Linked DNA regions of Homo sapiens: region 1 is linked to region 2. Evidence: chromatin contacts called from ENCODE Hi-C data. All regions are on one chromosome and are shown on one strand. Each heading gives the region's core, a stretch centred on a gene start or an enhancer-like site at or near the end of the contact. The rest is flanking DNA. Distances are from core to core; before and after follow the strand shown. Region 1 has its middle 11 kb from the start of LINC01307. Region 2 overlaps CDC14A (cell division cycle 14A).

The links. A loop is a pair of places that touch in the nucleus more often than their neighbours do. Pooled maps may share reads with other maps.
Region 1: a loop to region 2 is called in a pooled map, with 3 times the contacts of the local background. The contact joins two enhancer-like sites. A Hi-C loop is called at or near these places in 1 of 168 maps with a recorded cell type or tissue (tibial artery), 1 of 37 single-sample maps with no recorded cell type and 7 of 50 pooled maps.

Annotation. Positions count from the first base shown.
Region 1 is chr1:101,310,052-101,316,185 of GRCh38, reverse strand. No RefSeq gene overlaps it. Among named protein-coding and RNA genes, the nearest start is that of LINC01307, 11 kb to the left of the region's middle. RefSeq lists an enhancer at 3,829-3,908. Within about 2 kb of position 3,830, at least 4 of the 41 ENCODE cell types and tissues checked have a DNase peak (open chromatin) inside an H3K27ac peak, as active enhancers do.
Region 2 is chr1:100,451,078-100,457,186 of GRCh38, reverse strand. CDC14A (cell division cycle 14A) reads right to left here. Exons shown (of 16, transcript NM_003672.4): 8 at 1,695-1,782. Among named protein-coding and RNA genes, the nearest start is that of GPR88, 84 kb to the left of the region's middle. Within about 2 kb of position 4,371, at least 4 of the 41 ENCODE cell types and tissues checked have a DNase peak (open chromatin) inside an H3K27ac peak, as active enhancers do.

The sequences.
Region 1 (6,134 bases), core at 2,581-5,080, 860 kb before region 2:
ACATATTTGCTTAGGATTGAGGGTTAATTAAAATACAAGCCTCGATGTGGGAATGCTTTGAGAAAGACTCAACCCCCAATTCCCCTCTCCAAGGGCCACTGAAGCAACGGTAACCTTTTTACACCAGCGTCATCCTACGGGGAACAGCAGGGGTGACTCTGCTGTTAGAATTGTTAGAATATATAGCAGGTGTAACAACAACAGAGGTGTGGACCTCAGCCTGATGGGATCTGTTCTCATCAGGAGAAGCTATAATCATCTCTAAGAAATCATAATTAAATTGGTGATGAAGGCTAGCATTGGGAAAGGAACAGTTCCCAAGGGTGAGGCTGAACGGCCAAGGATCACGCTGATAGAGCCCAAGGCCGGGTGGCCATGGCTTTCTCTTAACTGATGGCCTCTTTGCGTCTGTTGCAGAATGGTTTCCCCATAAATCAGTAACCCCATCCTTCCACAGTAGGCTCTAAATGGCTGGCAATCCCTGGTGGCTCACCCAATACTGAACGCATCTGCCTGAGAGATGGGACAGAGTGGCCTTAACTATATTAACCTCATGTAAAAATTCAGGTCTGTTTGACTCATGGAGAAGAGATATGTTAGCAGACCTTCTGGGAGTCTCTCTCCTGCTCTTTATGCTTTGTCAGTACTGAAGGAAGCTGAGAGTATCCAAGGTTTGTACATACAGATCAGTGAGCCGGGAGTGGAGACTTAGCGGTTTGGTGTTAAAGCCATGGGTGACACGAGCTGGGCGGCCGGTCTGTCACCAGGCAGAAAGTCAAATCCAAATGAAGGGTAGAAGAAACTAGAGACCTGAGGGAGTGAGGTTGGGAATCACATGGAAACAGTAGGAGGCAGGGGGGCAGCCATTCGCAGGGCAAAGTTTCCAGAGGCTACAAAACAACACAACCTCACACCAGGCAAGTGGGTTGGTTTGAGGCTCGATTCTGAGCCATGGTCCAAATTCATTCAGAAGCTTTTCGCATGCTCCTGCTGGGACGAGAACAAATTGCACACCAGATCAGTCGGATTTGGCTTAGCCGCATGAGACAGAGAGTCAAAAAGAGCCCTATCTTCTTGAATTCTAGGTGTTTGGTAAGAAATAAAATATTAAAATAAGTTAAAAAGAGCCCTGACAAAAGCCAGAAATTGGCAGACCTGGGCTGCTATGGGAGTTTTGCCATAGTTGGGGACCCAGGCTCCTTTCAGCTTTCCTTTCCACTTTTAGGCTGAGGGCCTCAGCCTCAGGGTCCACAGTGGCTGTTATTTCCACAGCAGTCACAACCACATTCCAAACAGCAGGAAAGAGGGAAAAAGGCACACTCTTCCCTTTCTACAAAGGTTTGCCAGAAGTACCAGCCAACACTTCCGTGTAAAACTCACTGGCTGGAATCTAATTATATGGCCATACCTAGCTGCAAGGTGTATGGAAAACACAGTCTTTAGGCTGGATTCATTGCTACTTTGAATAAATTACTGCTGCTAAGTAAAAGAGGAAAGAGATATTTATAGGTAACTAAACGTCTCTGACAATCAAGGTATTTCTTCTAGCACTTCTGATGAGCCTCTGAGAATAGCTCAGTCATAGTCACACATTCTACAGCAAGAAGGTCTTTGCACAGTCCACAGAACAAAGCACCCTCTCCCTGAGCTGTGGAGGACAGTGCTGGAATCATGGATCCAATGGGAGGAAAGAAGTTTCAGAAAATCCCATCTATCAGAAGAGGCTCTGGAAGGTAAAGCCCCAGCAGTGAGTCATCACCACCCAGGGACTGAGTCAGTGTCAGAGCAGCTCCTGGCTTGAACCACTCTGGGTCATGCTAAAGGAGGGTCAAGCTTGGCTCCTTTAATAGCTGAGGAAACCAAGGTCATAATCATAACTTTACAAGCAATGGAATCCTTTCGCTGAATGAGTATTCACTCTCCGCAAACACTGTTCTAGGTGCTGTAGACTCAAACACTGAGAAGCATCCCTTCCTCTGAAGATGACTCCTGTATTGCAGGTGAAAGAATAGGTCAATTACAGGTTAAAAGATGGCGTGATAGTAGATGTTGCTTGTGTAGTATGGTAGAATCATCTAAATCATATAGGAAGCAAAAGAAGACTTCTCTTAAGCCGAAATCCTGCTGGGTTTTGAAAGACAAGTTGTTGAAATAACACATAAACAGGTATAAACATAAACCATGATATGTTCAAGGGGAATACTGGTGGTTCACTCTAGGTGGAACATGTGGTAAAAGTGGACAGCTAGAGATTCAATCTTGAAAAATGATAACAGCTAACAGCCTATGATGTGTCAAATTCTGTTCTAAGTGTTTTAGGTATATCAACTCATTTAATTCTCTTGACTACCTTAAGAGTAAATAGCACCATTTTATAGGTAAGGAAACTGAGTCCCAAGAGCAAGTTCACACAGCTAGTATATGACAGAACTCGGAGACAAAGAGCCACGACTGGTGAAGACAATAAAATCGCGGTATACGTTGCTTGGGCGTTCTACCAGGCTAGTCCCTGCCTAGCACATTTCTTCCACATGCTGCTGTCCACCATACAGGCGGCTTTTATGAAATGGGGGAAAAAAGCCATCAGTTGTCATAGAAACAATAGCAATTTGTGCCACCTGTGTGCAAGCAGATAGGAGAGGCTTGCTGCTGCTGTTTGGCTATTGTCCAAGGACCCAGATTGAGAAACATCAACTGGCTTAAAAGGGAGCCCCTGAATTTGAATGTAGGCAGTCTGAACCTAGGATCTGTGCTCTTAGCCACTACACAAAACTGTATCATACTACAATCTGGTAAAGGATGATTATAACTTGGAATTTGAACTTTCTTTGAAAGGGAATGAGGAACCTTTGAAGGGTTTTAAACTGAATGGTGCTAGGGACAAATTGGTGTTCTGAATCTTTTCTAAAGAAAGTGTCTCTAAGCAAGGTGCAGTGGCTCACACCTGTAATCCCAACATTTTGGAAGGCCAAGGTAAGAGGATCACTTGAGCCCTTGAAGTTCAAGACCAGTCTGGGCAAAATAGAGAAACCCTGTCTCTCCAAAAAAATAAAAAATTAGCTGGGCATGTTGGCACATACCTGTAGTCCTAGCTAATTGGGCGATTGAGGTGGGAAGATCTCTTGAGCCCAGGAGTTTGAGGTTGCAGCGAGCTATGATCTCACCACTGCACTCCAGCCTGAGCAACAGAGCAAGACCCTGTCTCAAGGAAGTCTCTCTGAAGGTGTGTGAAAGTCAGAAGGGGTGAGACTGAAGTGATGAGCCAAACTAGGACAGCTGGGACCTGAAGGCACGCAGACCTGTTTGGGTGAAGTCAGTACTAGGAAGAAGTCCCTGGGAGTACTGACATCATGAAGTCCAGTTGCATCCAACAGGGTAGACGGGCAGCTGGAGCACTGCCTCAGAGAGCCAAGTAATTGTATCAGAAGAACCCAGAAATAGACACCCAGCACAGCGTCCAGCATTTAGGAGCAAGACTCTGGTCCCAGGATAACTGGGCACAAGGAAGGCGAGAGAAGGTGATCAAAAAATGCCAGAAGGTGAGGGCAGGTGCTGTGGCTCATGCCTGTAATCCCAGCATTTTGGGAGGCTAAGGCAGGAGGATCCCTTGAGCCCAGGAGTTTGAAGCTACAGTGAGCCATGATCCCTGTACAGGGAAAGGGTTCAGGAGCTCAGGCCCTGTAGGTAACAAGACTAGGACTCAGTTACCAGAACAGCAGTATAAGCAGAGCTTAGACACAAAGAATCGGGCAAGAACCTAGTTCCTAGAACCTACTCTTAGAGTTACTACAAAGTGAAAGGGAAACCATCACAGGCGAACTCCATGAAGTAACATCAAAGCTCCCAGCTTAAAGATCCCACTGTCCTAATGTTCTGGACAAGAATTTCAGGTCAGGCTGAAAAATTGGTTCAGGAGGAGGCTCAGGGGCCTTGCCCAGGCTGCTGGAGGAAGCAGCCAAGTAGCGTGTCCCTGAATTTCTGGCCCAGTCCTAGCCCTAAGCCAACCCAACCCCCCGAACCCAGAAGTTTTCACCACAGGGCATGGGACACTAGAAACACAATGACTTAAATAGATGCTAAAAGGAATCTGGGTGAAACCACTGGAAACATTCAAATGACCGAGCCCAAGAATCTTGTATTTAATCAGGGTTCTCCAGAGGAATAGAACCAATAGGATATATACAAGGGCAGGGAAAGACCAACGTCCTTGCTCAAGCAACCAGGCAGGAAGCAAAAGGTGGCAAACTCCTTCCCCTACCTTTGTTCTACTCAGGTACTGAACAGATTATTGGATGATTCCCACCTACATTGGTAAGTATGGACCTTCTTTACTTGGTCTTCTGATTCAAATGGTAATTGCACCCTCATTGACTGTTGCAGAAATAAATTACAAATACATATAGGAAAAAGGACTTCAAAAGGCTGCGGTATCAAAGTGGCAGTTAAAGAGAAGGCAATACTCAGAGTTGCAGGTGGAGCAGCGGAAACTATGTTTATCAGCTTTACCCAGCCATCCCTCAGCCCAGTCAAGTTGACACATACAATTAACCATCTCAGAACTTGTGACCAACAAATGGATTTTGGATGCTGTCATGCCAAGTAGGCTTTCTTATCCCTAGTCTTTCAAGCGAAGTTTCATCTGGCTTTTCTCAGTAGGACCATCAAGTCCACAGAAGCCACGTCTTCCCCACTTTGACATGAGCAAGGAGATCCCAGGCATATAGCCTATAAAGGGGGTCAGACAGGGAAAGAAGCTGGAAGTGGACCAGCCAGAGTATCCCACTGGGATTTTGACAGCTGGAAGGCATGACAGAGATCTACTGTGAGCTGCACAGTGCAAGCCATCTGGATCTTGAGCAAGCAGCACAATCTTCTGACTCCCAAGAGGAGTCTAACCTCTGGGTGGTTAGTGAGGGGGAAGGTCCCTACCCAGAAAAGGTGTTGAAAAGGTGTTGCCATGTGAGAAGGATCAAGATGCAAAAGGAAGTTGGCACAGTGGAAAGAGCACAAGCCTTGGGATTGTTTATTTATTTAGGAAATATTTCTTGAGCTCCTAATACGTGTCACACTCTTCTGGGGATGCAGCAGCAAGCATTGACTTCTTGGCATGAAGTGGAAGGGAAATACCTTTACCTTCAATTTGTGGAAATGAAAACAAAATGAGGGTAGGAAGACATGGTTCCCTGTTATCCAGAAACTGACAGAGAAGCTTCAGAATTTTAGACCATTGTGAGGGAGGGCAAAAACCATAAAACAAATAAACTATACAACAACAAAAAAACTAGATTGTATCACAGTGACAAATCAAGAACAGCTGTGGAGTATCCCTTGCATTTTCTCTATTTTCTTTCTTATTATTCTAAAGTCAAGATAACAACTCTGCAGTTACAAACCATCATTTAAATGTGTATACACTACACACTGGAGACAACCTGGCCCTGAGGAGCAAAACATCATGTGTGTTCATTGCCTTGAATCTGTCACCACAAAACCAAAACCCGTGCTCTCAACGATTTCACTCTTCCTTTTCCTGTCTCTCCTGCACAGTGAAGCCTTTTCCATTTGAATTTCTTGTTTAGAATAAATATATGAGCATCCCAGTGTAAACTGAGAACAGATGTCCCTTGTATATTCTTAAAATTATAAAACATGTCTCTCCTACACCTATAGGCATTTGTTTCCTAGTACAGATCTCCACACAATCCCCTTCCCTGCCCCCCTCCCCTGAGAGAAGGAAATGCTCTGGTCATTTAAAAATGAATGAAGCCTTATTATTTTGAACTACATTTTTTGGAAGATGCAATTTTCTGTTGGGATGAAATCTGCAGAACACGACTGCAGAAAGGTTTCTAGACTGCTCAATAGCACATACACACAGTATAATAAGGCACCTGGTATGCTGATTCTTTTCAGGAGTTAAATATTTCTCTTTCCCTGTAGCTCAAACAAATGCAAAAATCCCCCAAATCGTCCTGTGCCCACTACCCCCAAAACCAGACTTCCTGATGGGGGTGTGACTTGGTGTCAAGATGAATATGCAGTGCTAGAGAGAGAGAAGAGGACCAGTGGGGAGGTTTTGTTTTTCTTACCCCCATTCCCCGCCCCAGTATTCAAGGCTGTACTAAGTTCTGGCC
Region 2 (6,109 bases), core at 3,122-5,621:
TCTCATTAAGAAAACGTAGTCAAACACATGAATCACAAATGGTGAAAGTCTTTCGACTTTGCCAAATACCCAACAACAAAACTACTACTGAAACAATATCCCTACTAACATTTCCTGGGCCTGAGTCAGATAATTTGCACAGAAAGCAGGTTTAATCAGTCTTATCTTGAAAGGCCAATTGTCAGAAAGCAGTTTCCTCAGGCTCTCAACATGTAATTCCTAACAACCCAAAATGACAGAGGTTAATTATTGAATGTCCAGACCAAAAAAGATTATTTAGCAAGCTTATAAGTAAGAAGATCAAATTCTGACTTCACCATAGAGGTATCCTGTTTGTGAGCTTAACTCTCTAGACCTGGATTGCCCATTCGCATGGTAAAATCATGATTCAAGCAGAGTTCCCTATTAAATATGTCACAGGTATGAAATGATAAGCATATTTATGAAAGCTCAAATTATAAAACCTAAATGCATGAATAACAATATACAATGAAACTAGATTCTAGAATATGATGATTAAAGAAAAATAAATCTTTTTTTTTTTTTAAGAGACAGGGTTTTGCTATGTTGCCGAGGCTGGTCTTGAACTTCTGGCCTTAAGCAATCCTCCCACCTCAGCCTTCCAAAGTGCTGGGATTGCAGGCACATGCCACCATGCCCAGCTGAAGAATAAATCTAGACCAGAGGTTTCAAGTTAGGTTCCCTCAGAACACTGGTATTCCACCTCTATGATCAGATAGAAAAAAAAAGGGGGGGGGATATTTTGTTCATGGATATTTTTTCAATTTTATGTACTTCTCTTGTAAATTATTCTTGAACCTCTGTTGTCTATCATTACTTGTTTTCTAGGGAATATTAGTAGATAGAAAAAATTAGTAAGTACAAAATAAGTCTTAATGGGAAAACTTGCATAGCTGATCATGTTTCATTCAAAAGGTTTATTTTTAGTTTTGTTTTTATTTTTTTCCTAAATATGTATGCCCATGGCAATAAATTATGCTGCAAATAAGTAGTTTAACCACTGTCAGCTAGAAAATTGTACCTAGTTGTCACAATGGAACTAAGTGTATCAGTGTAGTGGCAATGTTTAGGAGCCCTCCTCTGGTTTGGAGTACCAGTTCTGCCTATTACTTTGTGACCTTGGGCAAATTCTCTACTAATAAGGCTCAATTTACTCCTCCCTAAAATGCAGATAACAATATCTGTATCTCATAGAGTTGTGTTGAGTGTTAAAAGAGATAAATGCTGTGATCTGTGTAACTAGCACCTAAGTATTCAGTAAATGACAGATTGTCTTCATCATCATTATTCAACATGGTGTTACCCAAAGAACATCTTGATGTGTAGCACTCTACCAACAAATAAATCTGAGAACCACTGAAAGAATACAGCAATCTGCTTATGAGTTTGACCAGTTTGTTTCTCAGATTCTTCTCTAATAATTGGGGGTCAGGTAAAGTGAACATCCTATTTATGGCAAGCTAAAAATTTGTTAAGTTCTAAAACAGTGATTATAGCTCCACCTACTGGAAATACAATATTTAACACACTATTACTACTGTTCAATTTTTTAAATTATGAATAAATATTCTTTGGAGAATATTACCAAAGAAAATAATTATCTGAGGAAGTTAAGAAACTTAGAAAGATAAATCAAAATAAATGTTTGGATGGTAAAGGAAAAAAAAACCTACCATTCTCAATTTTGCTTTTAGGATGTGGTCCACTAAATGCTAAAAATTTTCCTGGAACAATCCAGTTGAAGTCACCATTTTCAACTCGCTGGCAGAATTTTGTAAGAAAAGAGAAGAAAAATATTTTATAATTCTTATACAATTTAGGAAACCCTTACAAATAAAACTGCTTTTCACTCTTAGTACTAATTAGACATACATGTAGACAAACATAGCTTAAAATAAAAACATGCACCTGATTCTCAAAATGCTATTTAGGAATTCAATCCGCTTTAGAAAAACTTGTGTCTAGACTGTATGAAATGTTTAGAAACTTTTATTTACGGCAGAGGTATTTTGCATAAAATGTTTGTTTCCTGGCCACTGCAAAGAAATGAAATGGAAACAAACATTGCTTGTCTTGGCGATAAATAAGAGAAAATGGGAAATATGAAAACTTTCCATGAATGTAGTAAACATATTTTAAACAATGAAAAAACATCTGTAAATATCAAGCTCCTGATGAATACACTTCCAATTTTTTTTCTCTTTTTATAGGGCTGTTATCTCTTGTCAATGCTGATTTTTAGAGGGGGAAATGGCAAAAGGCAGGAGCGAGTGATATTGGCGCATCCATTCCACAAACCAGAGTCAGCCAAGCTGTACTCTGGAGGATAACAAGATTCAAGCAAGGGACATACATAGAGTCAGGTGCTCCTCCACTCCAGCTAATGAGACACCTTGTAGGAAAGCCAACTGAACACAGCTGATCTTCCAACTGAATTTTCATGTGAAAACTCTCTTTTTAAAATGTTGACTTTTTAAATTAGGTTTTTAACTCCTGTGAAACCAAATAAAACATGCCCATTGGCTGACTTTGAGCACCAGTTATCAGCCTCTAGTCTAAACACGCTAAGAGATCCTCAGAAAAGGCTTAAGAAGACCAAGAAAGTAGCCAAGCACATTCCCATGGCTCCATCATCTCCCCCATTTTCTTCCCTTCCCCATGTGCCTCCGAACCATGGGACACTGGGGCACGAGTAAGGTTACCCCAAATTTTGCAGTCATTAGAAGGCATTTGTGCAATGCATCACAAAATATATATATCACCTCTTCACTTACGCTGTCTTTACCACCACCACCCCCTCCCCACCTACCCCTACCCTTGCCCTCCTTGTCTCCATCCTCAGGGCAGGGAAGCAATGTTGTTCTCTTCACTGGGCCATCCGTTACCATCCATATAAAAAGCTTTCTCCCCCCATTATATGGCAAGGACCTCAACAGTAGAAAACTGACCCAATATAGACTCTGTACTCTACCATAAGAACACAATAAATATTTGTTAAACAAATTGGAATATGGCCATCAAAAAAAAACTGGAGCCATTACTTTAATTACTTATATTACCCATTATCATTTCCATGAAAATCAAAACTTGGCTATAAAATATAATTGTCATTTTTTAATGCAGATTTTTTTCCCAGTTATAAAAAGTTATATGTGAAACTGTGCATACCATCTTATAAACATCTGAACTGCATTTAATCTAGTTGTAATAAACATAATATCTCCAGCTGGGCGTGGCGGCTCGCGCCTGTAATCCCAGCACTTTGGGAGGCCAATGCAGGTGAATCACCTGAGCTCAGGAGTGCAAGACCACCCAGGGCAACATGGTGAAACCCCGTCTCTACTAAAAATACAAAAAAATTAACCAGGTGTGGTGGTGTGTGCCTGTAGTCCCAGCTACTTGGGAGGCTGAGGCAGGAGAACTGCTTGAGCCCCAGCGATGAAGGTTGCAGTGAGCCGAGTTTGCACCATTGCACTCCAGCTTGGGCCACAGAGTGAGACTCTGTCTCAAAGGAAATAAAAAAAATATCCAAAATGCCCTAAGTAAAATCTAAGAAACCCTGAGTGTTATGATTGCACATGTGAAATTAAACCTCAAGCATAGCTTCTATTTATAACAACTTAAATAAAGAATCTAATTATGGCAATTAAAATTTGCTTGTTTAAATAAAAGTCTCAAATTAATTATCCAATATCTCTCAAGTAATTATTAAGCTTAACACAGTATTTGAAAATCCAAGAATAAAGGTATGCACTAATCATCAAGAGACTAAAACCAATTCTTTATGAACAATAAAAGAAAACAGGTTTCTACGGTCACTATTTCTGTATCCTTGACCACCAAGTAGGTTAGATAAATACGCTCTGCAATATCTGCTTATTTGGATTACAGAAATCCATTTGGTTAAATAGCAACCTTTTATAATTAATCATATGGAGAGAGGCAAGGGGATCCCTAAGATACATTCATTCACAGAACCAAAAGAATATGTTTGCAAATCCTCCTACCCAAAAAGATAAATAGTAGATAATATTGGGTTATATTCAGCAGCCAGGATAAGGCTGATGGAATAAACAAAAAGATTTAGGTCTTAGACCTAAATCTGAGAAAAAATTAATAAGGAAGTTACAGCTTTTAACTGACCTAATATAATATACGCTTACTTTGGTAGTCTTCCAAAGTTAATATTTGTGCCTTTATTCATAGTGAATTATACAAATGTCAATGTTTATCAATAATAAAATACTTTATATGACCCAAGTTGGTTTTTCTAATTAAACACACACATACACTTCAAAGAAATCTAGATCAGACAGGAACTTAAGGTACTTTCCAACCCTACCACATTTTGTAAACAAATACCTAAGCAAGGATGAGGCAAGAGTATGATATTACCACTTCTGATCTAAAGCCTACTACCTACCAAATACTATGCAAAAAAAACTATAGATGTTCTTCACTGTAAGAAAAATCCAAAATAAAAAAATCTGAATTCCTGAAAGTGATACATTTAGGTGTTGTTATTCACTGTGCTATAGGATTCTCCAATCTACAAAAGATTCACAGCTTTCTTTTGAATAACTCACTCTCCTGGTGCACTCAAAATATAATTTGACTAAAAAACATGAATTTTTACAATTCCTTTTTTTTATCTGGAGATGGAGTTGCATTCTGTTGCCCAGGCTGGAGTGCAACGGTGCGATCTCAGCTCACTGCAACCTCTGCCTCCGGGTTCAAGCAATTCTCCTGCTTTAGCCTCCCAAGTAGCTGGGATTACAGGCACACACCACCAGGCCCGACTAATTTTTTTGTATTTTTAGTAGAGACCGGGTTTCACCATGTTGGCCAGGCTGGTCTCGAACTCCTGACCTCATGATCCACCCACCTCAGCCTCCCAAAGTGCTGGGATTACAGGCATGAGCCACTGCACCCGGCCAATTTTTATGATTTCTAAGAAATGCATTTGTGACTCTATAGTAATGGTCACAAATACATTTTTCTGTCCAAACACTGAAAACTATTTGACCTTTTTACTACTGTAACAAACCTACAATAAGATAGAAAAGATAGTCTTTGAGGTTGACGATTACAAGGTTGATTTCCTATATCAACAGATGTGTTTTCTAGGAAAACATGCAGAAACAGTTTTGAAGCGCAATTCAACATTCATTTAGACATTTGCTGAGCCTTTATTATATATCAAGGACTGTAACTTGGTGTCAAACATAAAATAATAAAAAGCATTCTCTATGCTTTTACAGAGTCCAAAGGCAGGTGGGAATGACAAATAACAGTAACAAAAATGGCAGCAAATATGTGGATACCACTGACTCTGTGTTAAACACTAGTGTATTCTATACAACTTACTTCTCATAGCAACCCTATGAGGTAGATGTTATTTTCATCTTCGTTTTATCCATTAAAGAAAAAGTCACATTACACTTTGAACATGCGATACTAAAAGTATGTAAGAGGAATGACAGTGACACAAAGACTATTTTGAAATTTAATAAGGTAGAACCACAGTGGCATTTTAAAATTCATTTAAAAAGTGCCTTCTTTATATTTCCCTAACTTCTAAAACAACAAAACAGTGTTGACAGTATAGTTGTATTACATAAATGCAAATATGCTGTAAGGACAGGCACTTTATGAGCTTAAAGCAAAGTAAATATTTGAATTATTTGGTTTAAGTTGACATGCCATCTGGCTTTAAATAATAATCAAACTCTAGATTATTAATTTAGACTTGCTTTTGAGGGAGACGGTGTGGTGGAGCAAAAGAGGAGTGTCCCATGTGGATGACTGCTTCACCTCTGCTAGCATCAGCTACAGCAGGGAGACAGTGGGGTTGGAAAACATGTGGAGGCCCATTCCAAAAGTCCAGATCAGTGAACACCTCTGCTGGTACAACAGCAGGGTGCAAAAATCCAGTGCACATTTGCAGATGCCACTCCAATGTTCAAGACGCAAAGATGATTTGGAGTCAGCAGCACAAACATAGTTGTTGAAACTTGGAACTGGATGCACTTAATCATACAAAGTGTGTATAACCAGAAATCATGAGGTCCTCAAGAACCCCAGCAAA